Linked DNA regions of Homo sapiens: region 1 is linked to region 2. A link is a loop called in an ENCODE intact Hi-C map of the cell type or tissue named here. Cell type or tissue: CD14-positive monocyte. All regions are shown on one strand. Links, peaks and the distances in the headings refer to the core of each region. The heading gives the core; the rest is flanking DNA. Region 1 overlaps LOC105370265 (a long non-coding RNA gene). Region 2 has its middle 7.5 kb from the start of KCTD12.

Region 1 (13,699 bases), core at 1,316-9,315, 94 kb after region 2:
CTCAAACAAACAGAAGAAGTTTTTAACATTTTCATGTTCTAGGTATCAACAGATTTGACAGCAACACTGGAAGAGATTGAAAGTCTCAGAACAGCATAACAAGTAAGCCACAATTACTTTGCATTTCCCATCACAGTATAGCAGTGCTTGACAGTGTCCATTAAAGTCTTCTCTGTTTCCACACTTCTCACTAGTTTGCCCCAGTGGTGTCCATTTTGAGTAGACCTATTGACTTCTTTGAACTCATCCTTTTATATACTCACAAGACAAAATTTTTGTGTGTTCTGGTGAACAGACAGTCTTTCTTTGGATTCAGATAAATTATTTTCCTCACCTCTTATTCATAGCAAATTGTACTCTACTCTGTAAAATTTAAATCAAAATATGGCAGCACACCCAGCAAGTCCCATGGCTGGGTGTGGCCATCACTGACTGAGAACCAATGTGAGTACCTCTCTACACCTGCTAGTTTATATGAATAACTCTTAGGGAATAAGGACTTGAGGAAGTGTTTATAAAAGTACTAGAGTATGAGGAACTTCTACAAAGGCCTGAATATGCAAAGATAAACACTGACTATCTAGGTGGTAGCACGAGGCTATTTTGTTATTATAGAGGGTCCTGTGGCTTGAATTGTGTCTCCCAGAAAGACAGGTTGAAGTCTTCACCCAATACCTGTGAATATAACCTTGTTTAAAAATTAGGCTTCTGTAGATGTAATCAAATTAAAAGGAGGTCACCCTGGATTATGGTGGGCCCTAATTTAATGACTGCTGTCCTTACACAAAGAGGTAAATTTGGATACAGGAATACAGAGACAGACGATGGAAACAGAGATTGGGGTGATGTCACTGCACGCTAAGAACGGCAAGGTTTGCCAACAACCACCAGAAGCTAGAAGGGAGGCCTGGAATGAATGCTCCCTCAGAGCCTCCAGAAGGAACCAACCCTGCCAACACCTTGATTTTGGATGTGTAGGCTCTGGAGCGGTGAGAGAAAAAATTTCTGTTGTTTTAAGCCACCCAGTTTGTGGCACTTTGTTGTGACAGTGCTAGAAGGATGGTGATGTTGCAATTGGGCTTTTTCTCCATCGTCGTAGCCTATGTTTCAGTTTTGCCTTGTGTGGGTATCATGGAAACCCTGGAAATGTCTACTGATGGGGAAGTTACTTTGGTATAATATTGCTCCCATTTGGAGCCGAGAGAATTGCTCTCTTTGTCTCTCTCTGTCTCTGCCTCTGTCTCTCTCATCCTTCCCTCTTTCTCCTGGCATCTCAAAAGCTCACTAGTTTGTAAAAGCACCACAGTGATACCTAATATTTTCTTTAAAAATGTGTATTGATGCTGGGCACGGTGGCTCACGCCTGTAATCCCAGCACTTCGGGAGACCGAGGCGGGCTGATCACCTGAGGTCAGGAGTTCAAGACCGGCCTGGCAACATGGTGAAACCCCGTCTCTACTAAAAATACAAAAATTAACTGGGTGTAGTGGTGGGTGCCTGTAATCCCAGCTACTGTGGAGGCTGAGGCAGGAGAATCTCTTGAAACCAGGAGGGGCGGAGGTTGCAGTGAGCCGAGATTGCACCATTGCACTCCAGCCTGGACACCAAGAGCAAAACTCCGTCTAAAAAAACCAAATATATATATACATATATATGTATATGTATATATGTATATGTATATATATGTATATATGTATATGTATATATATGTATATGTGTATATATATGTATATGTATATATATGTATATGTGTATATATATATGTATATATATTGACAGGGGCCTATGTTTTTCTTTTTCATTTTCAAATGCTGACGTTTTCAGTGAGGCCTTTCTTGTCAATACTGCAGGGCTTCAATCAAACAGCACTTGAAGTCTTTTCAAAAACCTGCAAGATTGAAAAAGATTTTAGCCTGTTAGAAAGGGGAATAATAGGTTTCATACACCCTCCACATTCCTATAAATATCTCCTCTTCCCTTGCTGTTAAGAACTCTGAAAGCGATGTGGAGGGTGTGGCAGCACAGGGCAGCATGAAGGGGAAGAGGAACTAGCATTTTGTGGGTTCTGCTGATGTACTGATTATCCCAGAACAGTCAGTTGAATCCAAGGAGCCTGTTAACACCATTCCAGCAGTCCTACAGCTGCCTTTGATATTTAGAATTGAGGAGGTTGAGAAAACCCAGTCCAATTAAACACATGGTATTTTAATCAAATAAGGATTAAAAGCAAGCAAAGACAAAAATAGTACCTTTACTGATTTCTGGGAGGAAATTAAATCAGACTTACTGCACAGGGAGAGAAATGATATTATAAGTTTATAAAAGAGGAGACCTTAAATTCTGCAACATTAAGTTAATGCTCCTGTATCAACTAAGCAAAGAAATTCCTTCGTTGTTGGGTGATATGCGGAAATCAGGATAGTTAGAAGCTATTAAAAAAGATCACAAAAAATGAGCAATAAAATATTGCCAGCAATTTGAACATAATACACTATGTACATATTGAAGAGTAGATAAAATATTCTTGCTGCATAGAATATAAAATTCTTCAACGTGGAGAGATGATTCACTCATCTGCTATTGGAATTCTTGCTGAACAACCCTGTTGCCAATTTCAATCGATATTCCATTGAAGGTATTACCACATTTCAGAATACACCAACAGGTCTGGAGATGTTATAAATATATATCAAGTGTAGGGATCTCAAGTGTAGAGGGGTCTGGCTTATGACACAAAACAAGTTGGAAAGGAAAAGGGGAATTTATAATCATCCAGCCTAGGTCATTTTAAGACTTGCAAATCTAAACTAAAAACTGTTAGATTTTATGTTTGATGAGTACATCTTTTGTCTTAATTTTGCTTAGAGAAGGAGTAAGTTGTTATTTAGCTATATTTATGGATAAACATTTTGATTAAATTCAATAGCAATAGGCTGGGTGTGGTGGCTCACACATGTAATCCTAGCACTTTGAGAGACTGAGGCATGAGGATCACCTGAGCCTGGGGAGGTCAACGGTGTAGTGAGCCAGGATTGTGCCACTGCACTCCAGCCTGGGCAACAAATTTCAGAACACACCACCAAGTCTGGAGATTATGTGTGTGTGTGTGTGTGTGTTTGTGTGGTGTGTATTATATATATATGTATGTGTATATAAAAATGTATGTGTGTGTATATATATGTGTGTGCATATGTGTATATATATATGTTTGCTGCCATTCTCCCCATAATAAAATCCTGAATTTTCTTCTTTTTTAAAAAAATTATAATTGCCCCTCTATCTCTACTACCTCTGCTGTGCTCTGGGTCTTGACCAGCTTTCATCTGGACTTGTGAAACTTCCTTCTCTGTGTCCCCTTTGTCATTCACAAAAGCTTGTGAAATGTCTTAAAATGATGTCTTCTCAGCTCTTGCCATTTCCCTGGAGAGAGCTCCTGGCAACCTTTCTGCCTGAAAATTCAACTTCCCTGGATCCTATTTACTCACTGATTAAGAGAATGCATCTTCCCATATATAGTAATTGCCCAGAGTGCAAATACTGATGTGTTCTTACTCAGGGTTTATTTCATAAGTAACAGTAACAGTCAGGGTCCATGGGTTGTAGGCAACAGAAACTGACTTTGGGTAATGATATGGTTTTGCTGTGTCCCCACCCAAATCTCATCTTAAATTGTAGTTCCAGTAATCTCCAGGTGTCGTGGGAAGAACCAGGTGGAGATAATTGAAACATGGGGGTGGTTTCCTCTATCCTGTTTTCATGATAGTGAGTTAGTTCTCACGAGATCTGATGGTTTTATAAAGGGCTTCTCACTTCACTGAGCACTCATTCACCTTCCTGTCACCATACGAAGAAGGACATGTTTGCTTCCCCTTCCACTATGATTGTAAGTTTCCTGAGGCCTTCCTCAGCCATGCTGAACTGTGAGTCAATTAAGCCTCTTTCCTTTATAAATTACCCCGTCTTGGGTATGTCTTTATTAGCAGTGTGAGAATGGACTAATACAGGTAATTTAAGAAGAAGGGAATCTCCTGGGAGGTAGGCACTTGGATTTATTGTTGCAGCAAGACTATTTAATTAAAAAATGTAATTCTCCAAAAGACATTTGTGTCCTATAGGAAGGAGAAGTGGGTGCTGAGTTGTCAAAATATTAAACACAAATATACACAACTATTACAAGAATACTTACATATTTTTATTTGATTTATAGATATTAGATTGGTGCAAGAGTAATTGTGATTTTTTCCATTAAAAGTAATGGCAAACTCCAGTTACTTTTGCACCAACCAATACATTTGTGTGTATACACATATCTATGCCATTTTTTTTCTTCTGAGACAGAGTCTGGCTCTGTTGCGCAGGATGGAGTTCAGTGGCATGATCTCGGCTCACTGCAGCCTCCACCTCCCAGGTTCCAGTGATTCTCCTGCCTCAGCCTCCTGAGTAGCTGGGACCACAGGCACCACCATGCCTGGCTAATTTTATATTTTTAGTAAAGACAGGGTTTCACCATGTTGGCCAGGATGGTCTCGATCTCCTGACCTCGTGATCCACCTGTCTTTGCCTCCCAAAGTGCTGGGATTACAGGCATGAGCCACCGTGCCTAGCCTAAGCCATTTTTAAAATACTATCTTGCCATGATAGTGCTGAATACCTCATGATCAAAGTCTTAGATTTGATATGGATTTTGAAGGGCATGAAACACTTATTTGAAGATTATTTTGTGGAGATAATTTTCTCTAAATGGAATGATTTCCTTTTTAGGATCTAGCTTGGAAGGAACGAGGGTAATGCTCTGAATCAAAAACACATCTGTTGATTTATGGAGTGCTTCACTAGTGACTTGGACATAAACAGATCATTAATTTCATAATGATTGAAAAGGTGGATGAAAATGCATAGAGAGAGAAAGTGAGAGGGGGTTGAAATTACAGCTCTCACCACAAAAATCATAACTATAAGGCGATGTACATGCTAATCAGCTGGATTTAACCACTCCACAGTGTATATATACACTTCATCATGTTGTATGTCATAAATACATACAACTTAATTAAAAATAACTTTGGAAAAAAATTACAGCAGGATCACTGGTCTTTGGACATATTCAGGGAAGGGATCTCAAGTGTAGAGGGGGCTGGCTTATGATACAAAACAGGAAGTTGGAAAGGAAAAGGGGAATGAATTTGTAATCTAAACTAAAAACTGTCAGGTTTTATGCTTGATGAGTATATCTTTTGTCTTAATTTTGTTTAGAGAAGGAGTAAGTTGTTATTTAGTTATATTTATGGATAAACATTTTGATCAAATTCAATAGAAATAGGCTGGGCGTGGGGGCTCATGTCTGTAATCCCAGTACTTTGGGAGGCCCAGGAAGGAGGATCGCTTGAGCCCAGAAATTCAAGACCAGCCTGGACAACATGGCAAAACCCTGTCTCTACAAAAAAAATACAAAAATTAGTCAGGTGTGGTGGCCTGCGCCTGTAGTCCTAGCTACTTGGGAGGCTGATGTGGGAGGATCACCTGAGCCTGAGGAGGTCGAGGCTGCAGTGAGCCAGGATCGTGCCACTGCACGCCAGCTGGGGCAAAAGAGTGGAACTCTGTCTCGAAAACAAAAAAACAAAACAGCAAAAAAACCCAAATTCCATAGAATTTGGTTTTTATTTTTATTTAATTAAAAAGTGGGATCATCACATTTTAAGTCGATATACAAGTACACTTAAGAGGCCTGCCTTTTTTTTTTTTCAAGAAGTGAGTATTGTTAAATATGTCCTAGTAATTTAACAAACACTGATGTTTATGATTAAAAAAACCCTCTTATGTTTCTATGTTTTGAATTTTGATTTTTTTTGTTAGTGGCTTGATCTGTTATTACTGATATACATTCTCTGTGAACTACGTTTGCTTTTAGTATAAGAGTGGACATTTCAAAGCTACTAGTAGCGTTAAATATTATTTAAGTGGATAAGCAAAAAGAAGTTTACTTTGTGTAATTTCCTCTTAAATTCAATGAAGTTGTGGCTTTATTTTATTTTATTTTTTACAATTCTCTCACGATAGTGTTCAGCTGAAGTTAGTCTCTGTTTTCCTCAGTTGTCCAATGGTGAATATTACTTTATCACCTCCAAGGCTGACTGTGTATGTAAGAATCACAAGATGGTCTACTCTCAGCTGTTGTCTTAGTGATACGGGGCTTTATGAGCTTGCCAATCATTTAACAACTAAAGCAGGAAGTGAATAGTAATGTGTTTGGTCTCCAAGGTGAAAAGTCAACAGACTCCACATTACTGTAATTTTCTTAATGACTGAATCTTTAGCCATAGCATTAACATACGTTGTGTAGTCTTTTTGTTTGTTTTTTTGAGAAGGAGTTTCACTCTTGTTGCCCAGCCTGGAGTGCAGTGGAGCAATCTCTGCTCACTGCAACCTCTGCCTCCCGGGTTCAAGTGATTCTCCTGCCTCAGCCTTCCAAGTAGCTGGAATTACAGGCATGTGCTACCATGCCTGGCTAATTTTTGTATTTTTAGTAAAGACGGGGTTTCAGCATGTTGGTCAGGCTGGTCTCAAACTCCTGACCTCAGGTGATCCACCCTCCTCGGCCTCCCAAAGTGCTGGGATTAACGGTGTGAGCCACCGCACCTGGCATTTTTTTTTTTTTGAGATGGAGTTTTGTTCTTTTGCCAAGGCTGGAGTGCAGTCGTGTGATCTCAGCTCACTGCAACCTTTGCCTCCTGGGTTCAAGTGATTCTCCTGCCTCAGCCTCCCGAGTAGCTGGGATAATTATAGGCACCTGCCACCATGCCCGACTAATTTTTGTATTTTTTAGTAGAGATGGGGTTTCACCATGTTGGTCAGGCTGGTCTCGAACTCCTGACCTCAGGTGATCCACCCGCCTCAGCCTCCCAAAGTGCTGGGATTACAGGTGTGAGCCATCACACCTGGCCCTGCTGTGTAGTTTTGAAAGCAGCAGTGCATAAATAGAAATGTGGACTTTTCAAACAAAATCTTAATCAAGGAACTTTAATGTAGGGATAATAGCTCTCTGGGAACTGGATGTGGTCTGGTGGAGAAACTGCTGGACCAGAAAGTGGACTTAATCATGGGAGAGAGCTTGTGTTAGAAAGAGATAAGCTAGGATGTTTTACCTTGGATAAAGTGGGCAGGGCTTCTCTCTCTGCGTTTTCTGCCACGTTCCCACTCCCTCTGCTCCCTCTTACTCCTCGCAAGTCCCTTAGAAGCCTCTGTCTATGGGGGTGGTTGCTAAAGCTGGGCTTAAAGGCTTTTCTTCTATTATTCTTACAGAATCTCCCTGGAGTAGGCTAATATTATCACCATTTTATAGATGAAGGAACATATGTCACTAGCCCACAATTATAAAGAAAATGGCAAAGCAGAGATTAGAAAATTGTTCTGTGCTTAGTTACCTAAAAAAGGCTCTTGATATTCATGTGATTAATCCCAGAGTAAGTGGTATGAAGGTTCAGAAATATCTGGAAAATTTCAGAAGCAAAACTGTCCCCCTACCTCCATGCATTTTTTTCCCTTTCTTTTTTTCTAAAAAAATTTCAGCGGGAAACTTCCCCATGCTTTCAAAAAACAAGAAAGAAAAAATTTTCTCCCTTTTTCCCATCAAACATTTTAAAAATAGGTTTTTATACCTCAACCCAGAGAAAGTGGAAAATTGGTTATTATTTCAAGATCCAGTATTTCGAGGGTCCTGTACACACACTTAAAACAGTATCTGGAGTCAGGGTTCTGCAGCAAGAAGAAGAAGGAGGTGTGGCCACCAGCAGATGCTAAGTGAACCCTGTGGTGTTCATGTGTCATCAGCAGCATATAATGGCCTCTCACTACCACAGTTCTCTGAGGCCATGAGGAAGGTTGGTTGCCGGGCAGTGCCCTGGTGCTGTGTCATTTAGGACATATGTTTGCAGCCATCTTAGGAAATTTCTTCCTCTCTCACTGTTTCTTCTGCTTATATCACTTGTCAAAATCTAAGGCAAGTAAAAGCAGAAGTTAACTTTATGGCCAGGCATGGTGGCTCACACCTGTAATCCAAGCACTTTGGGAGGCCAAGGCAGGAGGATCAATTGAGCCCAGGAGTTGGAGACCAGCCTGGACAACATAGGGAGATCCCATCTCTACCCCCTCCACCCACCACAAAAAAAAAAAAAAAAAAAAAAAAAAAAGACAGGCAAGGTTGCATGTGCCTGTAGTCCCAGCTACTGGGGACAGGTGTGTGGGGGTGGCACTGAGCCTGGGAGGTTCAGGCTTCAAGGAGCTGTGTTTGTGCCACAGCACTCTAGCCTGTGTGACTGAGCCAGTCCCTGTCTCAAAAACCGAAGCAAAACAAAAAGTAGTTAACTTTTGTAATATTAGACCTCACAAATGAGGGGCTGTGACAAACGCTGAAGAATGTAGTATACTGAATCAATTGTTGATTTATTTCTTATCTTAACTCTATCTGGCACTTAGGTGAGCTTCATCACGTCACAAGTCTCCAAGCCTCAGTGACCTCATTGGTGAAATGGAGCCCATTTTCCTGGTCTTGGCAGGACGTTCTGAAGTATAACTGAGTTAAGAGATGCGAAGGTGCTATATATAGCAGAAGCTAGCTCTATGTTGGACACTTTGTTCTGACCTGGGATTATAACTCAGATTTTTCAGAGGAGGTTAGGATTCCACTTTTTGGAGTTACATTTTAGCATCAGCTATCTACATAACAACATAGAAATGTCCTGACAGAGCAGCATGGTGTTTGGAACTCAGGTCTTGTGTTTCATAGTTGATCATTACTCCAATCTCTCCGAGTTTGTGAAACTGCCACAAAATTACACAAAAACAAAACAGCATCTCACATTCTGTTTGTAAAAGCATCACTTAGTCACCTAGGGCATAATAAATGGAAAGTTGTAGGGCTTAGAAAATGATCAGGTGTTAAGAGAAGCACAGAATGTACTATCATGTTTCAAAGGTTAATAAGCTTTTCCTGTTTCTGTTTTTTTTTTTTCTCTATAGTATTTTACCATCTCACATGACGCTGCTTCTCCAGATGAAGCCGAGATTGAAATGTCACACCGGCAGGATCAATTAGATGTTGTAGAATAGAGAGGCATTTGCTACCTGAACTTAATCCACAGGGCAAGAATGATTGAATGGAGGAGATTGGATATAGGGAGACTCAAGGGTAGAGGAAATCAGTTGAGCATAGTTTAAACAGACACAAAGCAGTATAAATGGTAACTCATGACAAAAAAAAAAAATCAGGGTGAGTGTTTATTATTGTGTATACTGGTTCACTTATTCAATTCTGAGAGACTACAAAGTGGAATAAACACCTGTCACAAAAAGAAATATAGTAGGAAAAGGAAGCAGGTATGTTTTTTGGAAATTCTAGATTTTTGTATCACTTCACAAAAGTGACGAGGAGAAAGATGCAAAACATATTCAGGCTGTAGGATGTCCTATGAGGAAGACAGTAGATGACATGACTGAGTAGGCAACATGATAGCTGTCTTCCTGTAGTTGAAGTCTTGTCATTGCAAGAAAGGTTAGGCATATTTTGGTAGGAATGACAGAGAGGAGGTTTTGACTTAGTATGAGGAGTGGCTTCCCAGTATTTAAAACTTGACAAGCATTGTTGGAGCAGCCTTGCCCAGCTCCCTGCTGCTGGATCAGTGGATATGTACTGTTGTAGAGGGATTCTTGCATTAAATGAGAGGATCTCAGTCACCCCTCTAATTTGCCTTCTCTGGAGCTTTAATTCACCTTGGAGAGGTTTGAAATGTTTTGCAGCTTGTTCAGGCTCAGACCTGAATGAGCTTTGAGGCTCCTTAGGCTTTGATAGAATGATACTTCTCAATAGCATGTACGCACATTGTAGGCCTGGGAATGGTTGCTGGTATATTTAGATTATGGGCAGCTGGTGTTAGCTAAGACATTTATTGGATTAGTCATCCCTAGTAACAATGATACGAAGTGTTTCTCCCGATTGTGAGTTGATATCTGTTATGTTGACTCTTTCAGTTTTATATTTATTTTTCTTTTCCATTCAAACACAGCTTAATGTGAAATCTTCTGGTTGGGAATCTGCTTCCCATGATAAACCACTATTTTTCTAGAGTCCACTGGTTGTTTCTATTTATGGATTTCAGTTTTGAGACATCGATTTATCATAGCTGTGGAAAACTAGCAGAAGGCTCAGAGTAAAGCCATGGAAACCATGAAGGACTAGGAAAACAAAATGAGAACATGTATTCTGGAGAGGTAAGGTTGAGGATAGAGTTTACACCTTTTTTGGCATGCCATTTTTTCCTAGTGCAGCTATTTAAATACATATACCTACATAGATGTTGATTAGCAGGTACAGAACCAACTGTGGTCTACTTGTTTGTGAAGGCTAATGTAGAGGATATCTTCTATCAAGACATGGGCATGAGCATCAAGATGTTCCCATAGCAGGCACTCTACCTTAACAAATCTTCATGGATTAAATTGAGTTCCATGTTAGTTCTAATATGAGCATCATGCTGCCAGTGAAGGTCATTAAACTTTAAAGTGTGTTCCCAGGGAATGCTGTGGCATCTTCATTTGAGAACATATTTTAAATTGGGTAGCTAATTATCTATTTAGAATAAAAGCAGATGAATAATTCTGAGTATGTTGTAAGGACTCATAGAGTTCTTCATTTCACTCATGTGTTTTGCTTGCATGTAAGCAAAGCAACAAATCCACAGTTCAAGGGCGAAGTAACAAATACATAAAAGACGACTACATAGAAAGAATTTCCTCATTGGAAATCTGTTTTCCTCCAATCAAAAAGAATGATAGTCTTAGTTCTGCATGATAAACATTCCTGACAAAAATGACCATCTATATTGCTCACAGTGCCTAGCATGTATGATAACCTGTTGTAGTTTGATTTGGGGGCAGACAGGATAGACTATAAATTTGGGTTTTCTTTAAAAAGCTACTGCATGTAAGACATACTGTTTCAGAACAAATAATGCCAATAGGAATTTATAATTTCAAGTTGGAATATAATTATAATTATATGGTTAGAGAAACTTTCAGTTTCTTTGTTTCTGGCTAATGAGTTCTAGAGCAGATATTTGGTGGTCACCTCCCCAGTATCCATTACTTCCCTTCTCCTAACACCTTGGGGTGGGGGGGATTGACTTCCCTCCCTTCTCAGCTAGGAAGCTTAGGTGGTGTTGATGCCACCACATGCCCTTAGGTGTAGGCTCTGATTGGCTTGTTCTAGTCATATCCCAGCCTCCCTGTCCGCACGACAAGAGCATGTAACACAATCATGCTAATGAGAATGTGAATCCAGAGAAGACTTTCTTTTTCTCTGGAAAGAGACATAAAGGTGTGAAGGCTAAAACTGCTGCATTTTGCTACTAGGAGGGAGAGCCCAGATCCTGTGAAGATGAAGCTGACAAGCTCTCTGTTCTTTAGTTTCCTCTTCTTTAAAATTGGGATGATATAGTACTTTCTTTTACATGTGTTGTGAAATTAAATTGGTTACCTCATGTAAGGTGCTTAGAATATCAAGCACTCAATAAATAATAAAAAGATTTATTCCCCTCCCCAGAGCCAATATAATAATTCTTTCAAACTGAGCCATCTGATTAATTATATTAATTTTTTGAATTAATTTTTTTCGTATTGGCTATATATACAAGCAATCTCTGCAAAATCTTCATTGACTTTTATTCCATAGAATTGGTTTTGCCAGTAATACAGAGTCATGTTAGCATTTAAACTTATATAAACATAGTCCTGGTGGTGTTTTAACATTAAACCTTAGGAGTCTGATCTTTGAAGAGCCATCTCTGGACTTCTAGAACCTCCAAAGTATCCTGATTCTTGCTTTCCAAACCCTCAGCTCTGTCTGGGAATAGTTTTGCAGAACCTTGGCAGTGAGAAGGAAGAGTTGTGATGCTAATTCCCAAGGCAGAGTCTGGAGTGATTATATCTTCAAATGATAATTAACCTGGGGGCATCTGTTGAGCTCAGTTAAGGCCTGGGCTAATCGAAGTCTGCAGATGCCTATGTTTAGAAGGCCATAACTGTACACAGTGGCTTCTGTGCTGTTCTTACTGTCCTAGTAACATTTTTTCCTTTAATATTGATGCTTATTTGCTTATTACCTTAAAGATAAGATTTACAGAGATAGAGAATAATGGTTAGAATTGATTCTAGAAGTTATAAATAATAGATTTTCCCTCGAAAAGCAAGGATTCCATTTTAATAAGAAATTTGTCAAGTTTTTGGTTAAATCTGACAGGACAAAGACATCTAATGTTTATAGATACTCTCATAGTGCCATGTGAAAGAGACAGAAACAATGTGAAGATATGTACATTTAGACCAAGAAGGGTCTAAAACATCACTTGCCTGTGGTTGGAAGAGTGGGATGGGAGAGGATGAGATAAGGAGGAACTTCCAGATGTTTACTTGGTGTACATCTGCATGGTTTGACTTTTATTTTATAGTGAATTCATGTGTTACTTGTATAATTTTAAGAAATTAACCTTGACATGTCAATACTTCCACCCAGGTTGAGTTATACTTTCTAAGATTAATTGTTTAGATCAGATTATAATAATCATTCCAGGTATTTATACTTGAGCCAATTGATGATTCAGATGAATTCAGAATTCATTAAACTTAAATGCTGGGTAGACAGCTAACTCCTTATTTATGTCTGGTATATTACATAATTTAATGTTTCTGAAAGCCCATTTTGCCTTTCTCTTTTTTCAGCACTCTCCCCCTCTCCTGGTTTTCCATACTACAGATATTTGGGTTGCATATACATCTGCAATGAATATTTTGCCTGAGAGGTTCATTCTGATATAAAACAGTATGTTAGATTTCCTGAATATTTATGACTTTCAGCTTTCACCAGTTCCTGCTGAATGAGAATCACTTGCCTGTGAGTGGGACGTTGCAGTAACCTCACACTCATGGCAATTAGAACTTGCTGCTGCAGTCGGATCTAGCAGCTGATGAAAAGTAGAAATTTTATGCTGGATGGGCCTTTAGGGACATTCATCCTAATCTTTCAGTTTTTATATGGGGAGAAGGAGGCCCAGAGAGCTAAGAGGAATTTTCAAGGTCCCTGTATTATATCTGGGGTAGATGAGAGCTAGAAGATAGTCCTGGCTCATTCTGCTTCCTGCCACAAGATGTGGTGAGGAGTCATCCAGAAGTCAGCCTGCTTGCTAAGTTTGCATCCTGGAAGCCGGAAACAATGTTGAACCACGTGGGATTTGGGGAATCCAGAAGATAGGAAGTGAAATTAGTGGAGTAGAATATGGTACAAATAGATGATAAAATGCAGGTTTAAACTGAGGAATATCCAACATCTGTATAGTAGTTGGAAAAGATGATTTTTTTTTCTGCTTGTAAAAATATATACTGCATTTAGAAAATTCCTGAAAGTACAGAAAAGAAAATTAAAATTACTCCTGATTCCATTGCCAATAAATGATTGAGACCGATATTTTGGGCCAGGGATGGTGGCTCATGCCTGTAATCCCAGCACTTTGGGAGGCTGAGGTAGGTGGATCACGAGGTCAGGAGATCGAGACCATCCTGGCTAACATGGTGAAACCCCATCTCTAATAAAAATACAAAAAATTAGCCAGGTGTGGTGGTGTGCACTTGCAGTCCCATATACTTGGGAGGCTGA
Region 2 (8,880 bases), core at 1-8,000:
GATTTCAGATGTATGGAAATGCTTGGATGTCCAGGCAGAAGTTTGCTATGGAGGGGGTCCTCATGTAAAATCTCTGCTAGGGCAGTGCAGAAGGAAAATGTGGGGTAGGAGCCCCCATACAGAGTCTCTACTGGGGCACCACCTAGTGGAGCTGTGAGAAAAGGGCCACCATCCTCCAGACCCCAGAATGGTAGGTCCACTGACAGCTTGCATTATGTGCCTGGAAAAGCCATAGACACTCAACACCAGGCTGTGAAAGCAGCCAGGAGGGAGGCTGTACCCTGCAAAGCCACAGGGGTGAAGCTGACCAAGACTATGGGAACCTACTTCTTGCATCAGTGTGACCTGGATGTGAGACATGGTGTCAAAGGAGATCCTTTTGGAGCTTTAAGATTTGACTGCCCTGCTAGATTTCAGACTTGAATGGGCCCTGTAGCCCCTTTGTTTTGGCCAATTTCTCCCATTTGGAATGGCTGTATTTACTCAATGCCTGCATCCCTATTGTAGCTAACAAGCAACTAACTTGCTTTTGATTTTACAGGCTCCTGGGGGGGAAGGAACTTGCCTTGTCTCACATGAGACTTTGAACTATGAACATTTGAGTTAATGCTGAAATGAGTTCTCTCATTTCATTCATGTGGCCTAGAAATATAAAAAAAATTTTCTTGTGTCATGAATGCATAAAATGTATGTCAATACAAGCCTATTAGATGATTTGCTACCATAAAATTTACACAAAGCTATTATAAAAAGGTAAATTGCATCAAAATTTATGTATATACTTACTGACCAAACATGGCACCACTGCAGTTGAGAGAATTATAAACAAACATGCAGTATTAAATTATAACTGCACAAAATTAACTGTAGCACATACTATACTACTATAATTTCATAGCCACCTCCTGTTGCTATTGTAGTGAGCTCAAGTGTCAAAAGTATCCACTTAAAATGCCATGTAATGCTACTCATCTCTGCATGAGCAGGTCATAACTCTGGTAAATTATGTGTCACAATGAAAAGTGATCTCTCATGTTTCCTGTGTATTTTTTTTAACATGTTTTAATGCAATAGCATAAACCTTGAATAACACATGACACCCATACAAACTGCCACTAGTGATGCTGGAAATGCTCCTAAGAAGCAGAAAAAAGTCATGACATTACAAGAAACAGTTAAATTGCTTGGTGTGTATTATAGATTGAGGTCTGCAGCTGTGGTTTCATTTCAAGATAAATGAATCCGGTATAAGGACCATTGATAAAAAAAAAAAAAGGAAAGAAAGGAGAGGAGAGGAGAGGAGACTCATGAAGCCACTGCTGCAGCTATGCCAGCAGGCATGAAAATCTTGGACTTTTTGCAAAATACCTTTTTATCTTGAATTGAAAATGCAGCTTTTCATGTAGATACAGAATTGTTATAAGAAAGGCATATCTATAAACTCTAATGTGATTCAAGAAAAAGCAAAGTCATGGTATGACAACTTAATAAAGGAAGGTGAAGGATCTAAAGCTGAAGAACTTAATATCAGCAAAGGATGGTTTGATAATTTTAGGAAGAGATTTGTTTTAAAAATATGAAGATAACAAGGGAAGCTGTATCTGCCAACCAAGAAGCAGCAGACGAGTTCCCAGACACCATTAAGAAAATCATTGAGAAAAGAAGGATATCTACCTGAACAGGTATTTAATGCAGACAAAAGTGCTCTATTCTGGAGGGGGCAGGGAATCCACATAGGACATTTCTTAGTAAGGAAGATAAGCAAGCACTAGGATTTAAGGAAGGAAGGGATAGGTTACCCCTACTGTTTTGCACAAATGCAATTGGATTTATGATTAGGACTGCCCTTTTTATACAGCTGCTAACTCCCAAGCCTTGAAGGGAAAAGGTAAACACCAGCTGCCAGTCTTTTGGCTGTACAAGAAGAAGAGCTGGACAATGAGAACACTTTTTCTGGATTGGTTCCATCAGTGACTTTGTCCCTGAAGTCAGGAAGTACCTCATCAATAAGGGACTGCCTTTTTAAAGTTCTTTTAATACTGGACAATGCTCCGGCCACCTAGAACCCTGTAGTTCAACAATGAACACATTGAAGCAGTCTACTCACCCCCAAAGACAATGTCCCTAATTCAGCCTTTAGGTCAGGGGGTCCTAAGGACTTTTCAGACTCATTAAACATGTGCTATGGTCTAAATGTTTGTGTCCCCTTCAAATTCCCATGCTGAAACCAAATCCCCCATATAATGGTATTAAGAGGCGGTCTTGGGAGGTGATCAGGTTCTCATGAATGGGATTAGTGCCCTGATAAAAGAGGCCTGAGGGAGCTTGTTTGCCTCTTCCACTATGTGAGGACATAGAGAGAAGGAGCCATCTGCACACCAGGAAATAGACCCTCTCTAGACACCTAATCTGCTGATGATTTGATTTTGGACTTCTCAGCCATGAGAACTGTTAGACATACATTCCTGTTATTTATAAGCCACCCAGTTTATGGTATTTTGTTAGAGCAACGTGAACAGACTAAGACAAGCTGCCACACTGCCTCCAGTAATACTCTCTTCTAAGCTATTCTATGCTAAAATTTAAAAAATCTTGCTATTACATTGTTTTTGGATTCTTCACAAGCTTGCTTATACTCCTTCAAATATACTCTTGCCTATTAAGATAACTCTTAAGCTTGTGATGCCTAGACTTAAAGATATGTGAATGCTAGGTGTAGTTTTACTGTCAGTTATTGTGTTTTTACTATCACATCCTCAGCTTGGATCTGTAAGAGGAAAGATTTGACATAAATAATTTATAAGGTCCTTTCCAATGTTGAAAAGCGATTGTATTTGGTGTTTGTACCTGTGCATGTTACAGTCATGCCACTGTATTGGCTTCTTAAACTTGCAGTAGATGCAGACTCCCAGGTCACTTTTCATGTAAACTGCTCGACTGTGTCATAAGCAATTGCATAACTTTACCTTTATACTTACTACATCCTCTCTTATTTGCTTCTCTTTCTTGCTGAAACCTATGTGGATAATTTTGAAAGTTAATTCCATATTTGTTTGGTTAGTTAGCCCACTAAGCTCTGTGTAACTATACATTTTATTAGCATAATTCCCACATGTTAATTTAATTTACTGATAAAAATTCAATAGAAAAAAGCTAAAACAGAATCTTTCTCCTAACCCGTTCTCTTCAGTTACGCATTGTTTCATTCATCAATAATCTTTGAATGTCTGTTTTTATCAACCATGTCTCCATCTAATTGATATTATTGTCCAGCACACATTTCTCTATCTTATCCAAAAAGATCATGAATGAGCTGTCAGATACCTTGCCAAAATATAATATACTTATGTCTACAGTATTATCACAATGCTGAGATATTAGCAATGCTGAGGAAAAGTGTTTTGTTTGACCTGACTTACTTGAGGTCAGCTTTGTATAGTATCTTTCCTGTTTCTCTAGAAACCTCTGACTCATGCAGGAAGGTAACTTCCCTCCCTATGATCTTCACCTGTGGCATGTCCCTGCTATTTTACTAGTCACTTACTTTGATATTGTACAGGTTCTCATGGGCCAAGGACCTGTGGAACCATCCATAACTTCTGGCAAGATCAGGCACATAGCAGGTGCTCTATAAATATTTGAAGGGATGTTGAATGCAATGTAAAGGGGAGCTAAACTTGCACTGTTGATACTTCTTCCAGTAAAATCTGTTGCAGCCATGCAAAACTTCTGTTTCCTTTGCAGTGTGCACACGTTCTTCCTGTTGTGGAGCCACTGTCGCCTGGAAGCTAGGGGGAAACACCATAGCTGTGGTTTGGGATGGTGCTCTTGCCCTCTTTAGGCTCAGTTCCTCAACATTTCATGGCTTAAGTCCCTGGGTTTAGAACAGAGAAAAAGTCATTGTCTTTGGATTTTAAGGATACCTGGAGTTTTTAAGGCCCTCTTTAGAACACTTCTGCTCACCCCTACCCAGCCTTTACCTCCTAGAGGTTGCCAATAGCTGAACTTTTAGTTACGGAGATAAAACTATGCCAACTGTACTTTGAGTTGCAAAGTCTAGGATGAGAAATAAGCCCTGGAATTGAGGGTTCCCAGCTGTCTAGATTTTGACTAAATTTTCCAACCAGAGAGTAAATTTGTGTTAGATGTGACTGACTCCTAGGAAGAAATGGGGAACTGCTGAGGAAGTGCCATTTACCCTGTCCATTTTAGTTACTGTTAAAGAGACATCATCTAAGAGAGAGTGATAAACAGATTGAAGAATGAGGTAAGCAAACTCACCAAGGAACTCTGAATTATAGAAGTGCAATGGCAATGGGGGAATGAAAGGGTGGGAGCAGAAACCTACATGCATGATGTCATGATGTATCCGTTATGTGCCAGACATTGTGGAAGAAAATGCTTTGTATCATCTCATTTAATCTCACAAGAGTCCCATGAGGTTGGTATTTTTGCTCCATTTTAAGATAAATATCTGAAGTTTAGAATATTTAAATAACTATGACCAATATCTGATTTTAAATAAAACCAGGAGAAGGATACAGGTTCATCAAACTCTAAAGTGTATGATTTTCCCATCTATATTTTACTGTAGGAAAAGAAATGTATTTTTTAAAAGTAAATTATACCAAGTAATGTAAATTTAAAGTTTAGCATGTTTTGAGGCAATTTTCTTACTGTGAAATATTATGCATATTTCTTTAGTAACTGGAAAGCAAATTGGGGAAATATATTTTTCCCCCTTAATTATATCAAATAAATGATCTTACAATTACATAAGAAATCAACCATTACAGTCTAGCCAGTGGCTTGGCTTCTTGTGCAAACCTCACAATAAAATATGCAGACTTTCTGGAACCACATATTAAAATCTCTGCAGTTGAATCAGCCCTTCTTTCTAAGTAACCTAAACTCAATGCTATTCAGCATATTAGAGAACTCTAGGGATGAGATCTTTAAAACCCAATGTCAAAAGGTGAATACCCGATGATCATCACCTTAGTTTCATTCATGAAAACTGGCTTTGTCCTAATTTATTTTCAGGCATGTGGGTCTGTCCTGCAGTGAGGTGCCCTGTTTTAGAGCCCTAGAAAGATATCAACTACAACTTTAACATAAGTATAAAATAATAGGGTGATATTCTTGTGTAAATTGGCTTTGAAGAAAATTTCCAAACAAATGTACCAAAAATGGTGAGTGATTCCAGCATCCCTCAAAGGAGTATATAGTCTTCAAGGTGATTATTTTGAATGACAACCTTCATTTGGGTGTTAAATGGAGCTGATATGGCTGCTGAAGAGTTCAAAGAGCATGGGATATGAAATCAGGAAGCATCCACGTGCATCCCAGCACTGCATCCCAGCCACCTGAGAGGAGGTGTGAGTCACCTAACCTTTTTGAGTTTCTTTCTTCATTTGGAACACAGGTTGGTTAACACCTCACAAAATTGTGATAATTAAGTCAACCTGACAATATGAAAACACTCGAAACAGAAAAACACTAGAATGTGATTAGAATGTGATAACTTATATATAGTTCCTCTCTAAATTTAATATCATGATTGGAAACCAAGACTTTCAAATTCTTATGAAACATCAGTGATGTTAATAATTAGTCTTAGTCAGAAGTTCCAGAATCACTCAAGTGATGAGGGCCAGCTATTTTTGTGTTCAGTTTGATATGCAAAGCCACAAGTAGAATGCACTTGTTCAATTTTATGAGCCCCAGAAGACCAGTGGATACTGCTTGCTTTGGGAAACTGGAACCTAGATCTCAGCAGTTTCCATGGATTCACTTTATCCTTGTCAAGAGTTAATGAGATCAGAATAAAGCCAAATGAACATGCTAGGAACTTGGTGCTTTGCAAACCGTAATGATATTTGAGAGAGCCAGAAATAAAATCTTGTTTATTTTGTGTACAGGACTGAATTAGGGAAAGATTAGGACAATAGTGTGTCAGTTCTATCCAGGGGCTCAAATAGAGATTCTTATTTGGGTAAAAGTACACATGGATACAAGGAAGGGAACAATAGACATTGGAGCCTACTTGAGGGTAGAGGTTGGATGGAAGGTGAGAATCCAAAAACTACCTATCAGGTACTATGCTTATTACTTTGGTGATGAAATAATCTGTACACCAAACCCCTGCGACGTGCAATTTACCTGTGTAACAAACCTGCACAGGTACCCATAAACCTAAAATAGGTTGGAAGGAAAAAAGAAGGCAGAAAGAAGAAATAAGGGCCAAGGACTTGACTCTTTCTTAACCCTAGTTCTTTCAGGGTGGCTACTTTGAGTTTCTGGTTACCAGTACTGCGGAACACAAGCACGTAGACTTTAGAGTAGCATTTCTGCCCCCAGCAGAGATAAAGAGCTGTGTTATCTTGGTCAAGTTACCTTACTTCTCTTTGCCTTGGGTTTCTCATCTGTAAAGGGGGAAAATAATATAACTTACTTCTTAATACATGTAAAGCACTCCTAGAGGAAAGGGGATTTAAAATGCAGTGTTTAAAAGCACAGATTCTAAGGCTACACTGCCTGGGTTCAAATCCCAGCTCCAGCACCTATTTGCTGTATGATCTTGGGAAAATTAGTTCACTGTGCCTCAGTTTCTCATCTAAAACTTGGGTAATAGCACCAACCTCATAAAGTTATTGTTAGGATTAAATGAGTTCATACATGTATAGTTCTATAAATAGGGCTGGCTCATAGTAAGTACTCTATACATGCTTGTTATATTATTTGTTTCCTGGATAAGCTCCAAACACCATCTTAAGGGTATAGAAATATCAACATTGTTAACTTTTGTTTCTTTGTTTGGTTCTATAAATCATAAAAATCATACTCTAGAGATAATCATACAATGTTGGGATATTCTTTACTGTCTAGACCTGTTTTTTTTTTTTGTTTGTTTTGTTTTTTGAGATGGGGTCTCGCTCTGTTGCCTAGGCTGGAGTGCAGTGGTGCGACCTTGGCTCACTGCAACCTCTGCCTCTCAGGTTCAAGCAATTCTCCTGCCTCAGCCTCCTGAGTAACTGGAATTTAGACCTAGTATTTTGGCAGTGTACCCTATATAACATTTTGTTCTCTTTTCTTCAGGTTAAATATTGTCACATCTTTTACCAAATCTTTATTAAGATCATTTTGCCTCCGGATTCACTTAATGTTATTCAATTAATCTCTCCTTCTAAATGCAAAAAGTCAATGACTTCTAAAGCCTGCATGGAGAAAAGATTCACACATATTAGGAGGATGACAAATGGAATAAATATTTATTCAGGATAATTTCTGATTCTGCCTCTCTTCCCCTTTCCCCATAGTGTTCATTTTAATGTTTCTGCCATTCATTTGTTCATTCAGTATTTATTGGGAAGACTTGTCAAGCACCATGATAAGTGGTGGAAAATAATGATTCTGACACTTGAATGGTGTTTTACAATGTACAGATCATTTTCACATATATTAAATTCATTCAATTCTCAAAGGCACTCACTTCATTTCACCAGTTCTTCCTCCCCTTTAACTTTATATTTCTCTTCATGTTCCTCATTCCTTTCCTTAAATCTTTGGTATGCAGAATACAGTAGTCTCCTTTCATACAAAGGGTATACATTCCAAGACCCTCAGTGGGTGACTGAAACCGTAGGTAGTACTGAACCTGATTGCTGTCCATTGGAACATGTTTCTCTTCATGTCTTCAATCCACAAGTTTAATGCCTTTTCCATTTTCACTACACACTTATCATGCACTCTGTGCCATACGTTTTGTGTTTGGAGGTGTGACAGCAAAACTAGCACAAATTTTTCCTTCATAATTTCACAGAAATTTCACAATGTCTACATTCTTATCATAGATCTTAGCAACCTTGGGATGTAACTTTTTTTTTCTTATTAAATTGAGAACTTTCACCTTTTCACTTAAAGGCAGCATTTTATGGCTTCTCTTTGGCATATCTGAATTGCCAGCATCACTACTCTTGTAATTTGTGGCCATTTATTAAGTAAACTGAGTGTTACTTGAACACAAGCACTGTGATAGGGTGATACTAAGACAGTTGATCTGACAGCTGAGATGGCTACTAAGTGACTCATGGGTTGGGAGTGTAGAGGTGTGGATATTCATGTCCAGGGCAAGACGAAGCAGGACAGTGGGAGATTTCATCACACTACTCTGAATGGTGTGCAATTTTGAATTTATGAATTAGTTATATTTCTGGAATTTCCATGTAATATTTTCAAACCACAGCTGACCATGGGTAACTGAAACCATGGTAATGGAAACTTTGGATAAGAAGGATTACTGTGGGGAGTGGGAGGGGAAGCTGGTTTGAAGAGAAGGCAGTAGGTGGGGGAGAAGATGCAAATGAGATGAGAATGTAGGTCCAGAGATGTTTCCAGTATCCTCCACTTTAGGATCAAAGGACAGGTTACTTGCAGGCACACTGTATCTTATTCAGGAAAATACAAAGAGTTACTTGAAAAGGAGCAATGACCATCAATTAGCAATGACCATCATTAGAAACTGGTTTGAGACTAAACACAGGGCTAGTGGGTTTCCAAATCCTCCCCAATCCCTTGCAATCAAGCATATTTAACATACTGGAGATGCTAAAGAGTTATGACTCTCTTCTTATAAACACTCAGGCCCTCAAGTCCCAGCATCAGAGTTCCCCAGTAGTATTTCCTTTTGAATTCTGTGATACCAACCAATAGGCAAGAAACAGAACACACAAAATTAACTAGAAAAACATTCCTTGTGTTTCAAATCACCTGTTTCATTCATTATTATATCTCTCATGCATTACCTGGCTTCCATAAGGAAATACCAATGGCTTTTCTGCAGTAGACTAGCTGGTGGTTGATGACTACCTTATGTCAAGA

Evidence for each region. Peaks named below come from ENCODE experiments on the same cell type or tissue, not always from the same donor. Only the 100,000 strongest peaks of a DNase experiment are listed, where the experiment ranks them.
Region 1: it touches region 2 in a loop (2.7-fold over the local background); 3 of 110 quality-filtered maps call a loop at or near these places.

The regions. Positions count from the first base shown.
Region 1 is chr13:76,792,394-76,806,092 of GRCh38, reverse strand. It overlaps LOC105370265 (a long non-coding RNA gene), which reads left to right. Exons shown (of 4, transcript XR_001749923.2): 1 at 1-102. Among named protein-coding and RNA genes, the nearest start is that of KCTD12, 87 kb to the left of the region's middle. RefSeq lists an enhancer at 7,735-7,854. In CD14-positive monocyte, for the core only: no CTCF peak of the experiment used is centred there; DNase peaks (open chromatin) are centred at 2,032, 6,222 and 7,872; H3K4me3 peaks cover 700 bases; H3K27ac peaks cover 5,108 bases.
Region 2 is chr13:76,889,502-76,898,381 of GRCh38, reverse strand. No RefSeq gene overlaps it. Among named protein-coding and RNA genes, the nearest start is that of KCTD12, 7.5 kb to the right of the region's middle. In CD14-positive monocyte, for the core only: no CTCF peak of the experiment used is centred there; no DNase peak of the experiment used is centred there; H3K27me3 peaks cover 239 bases.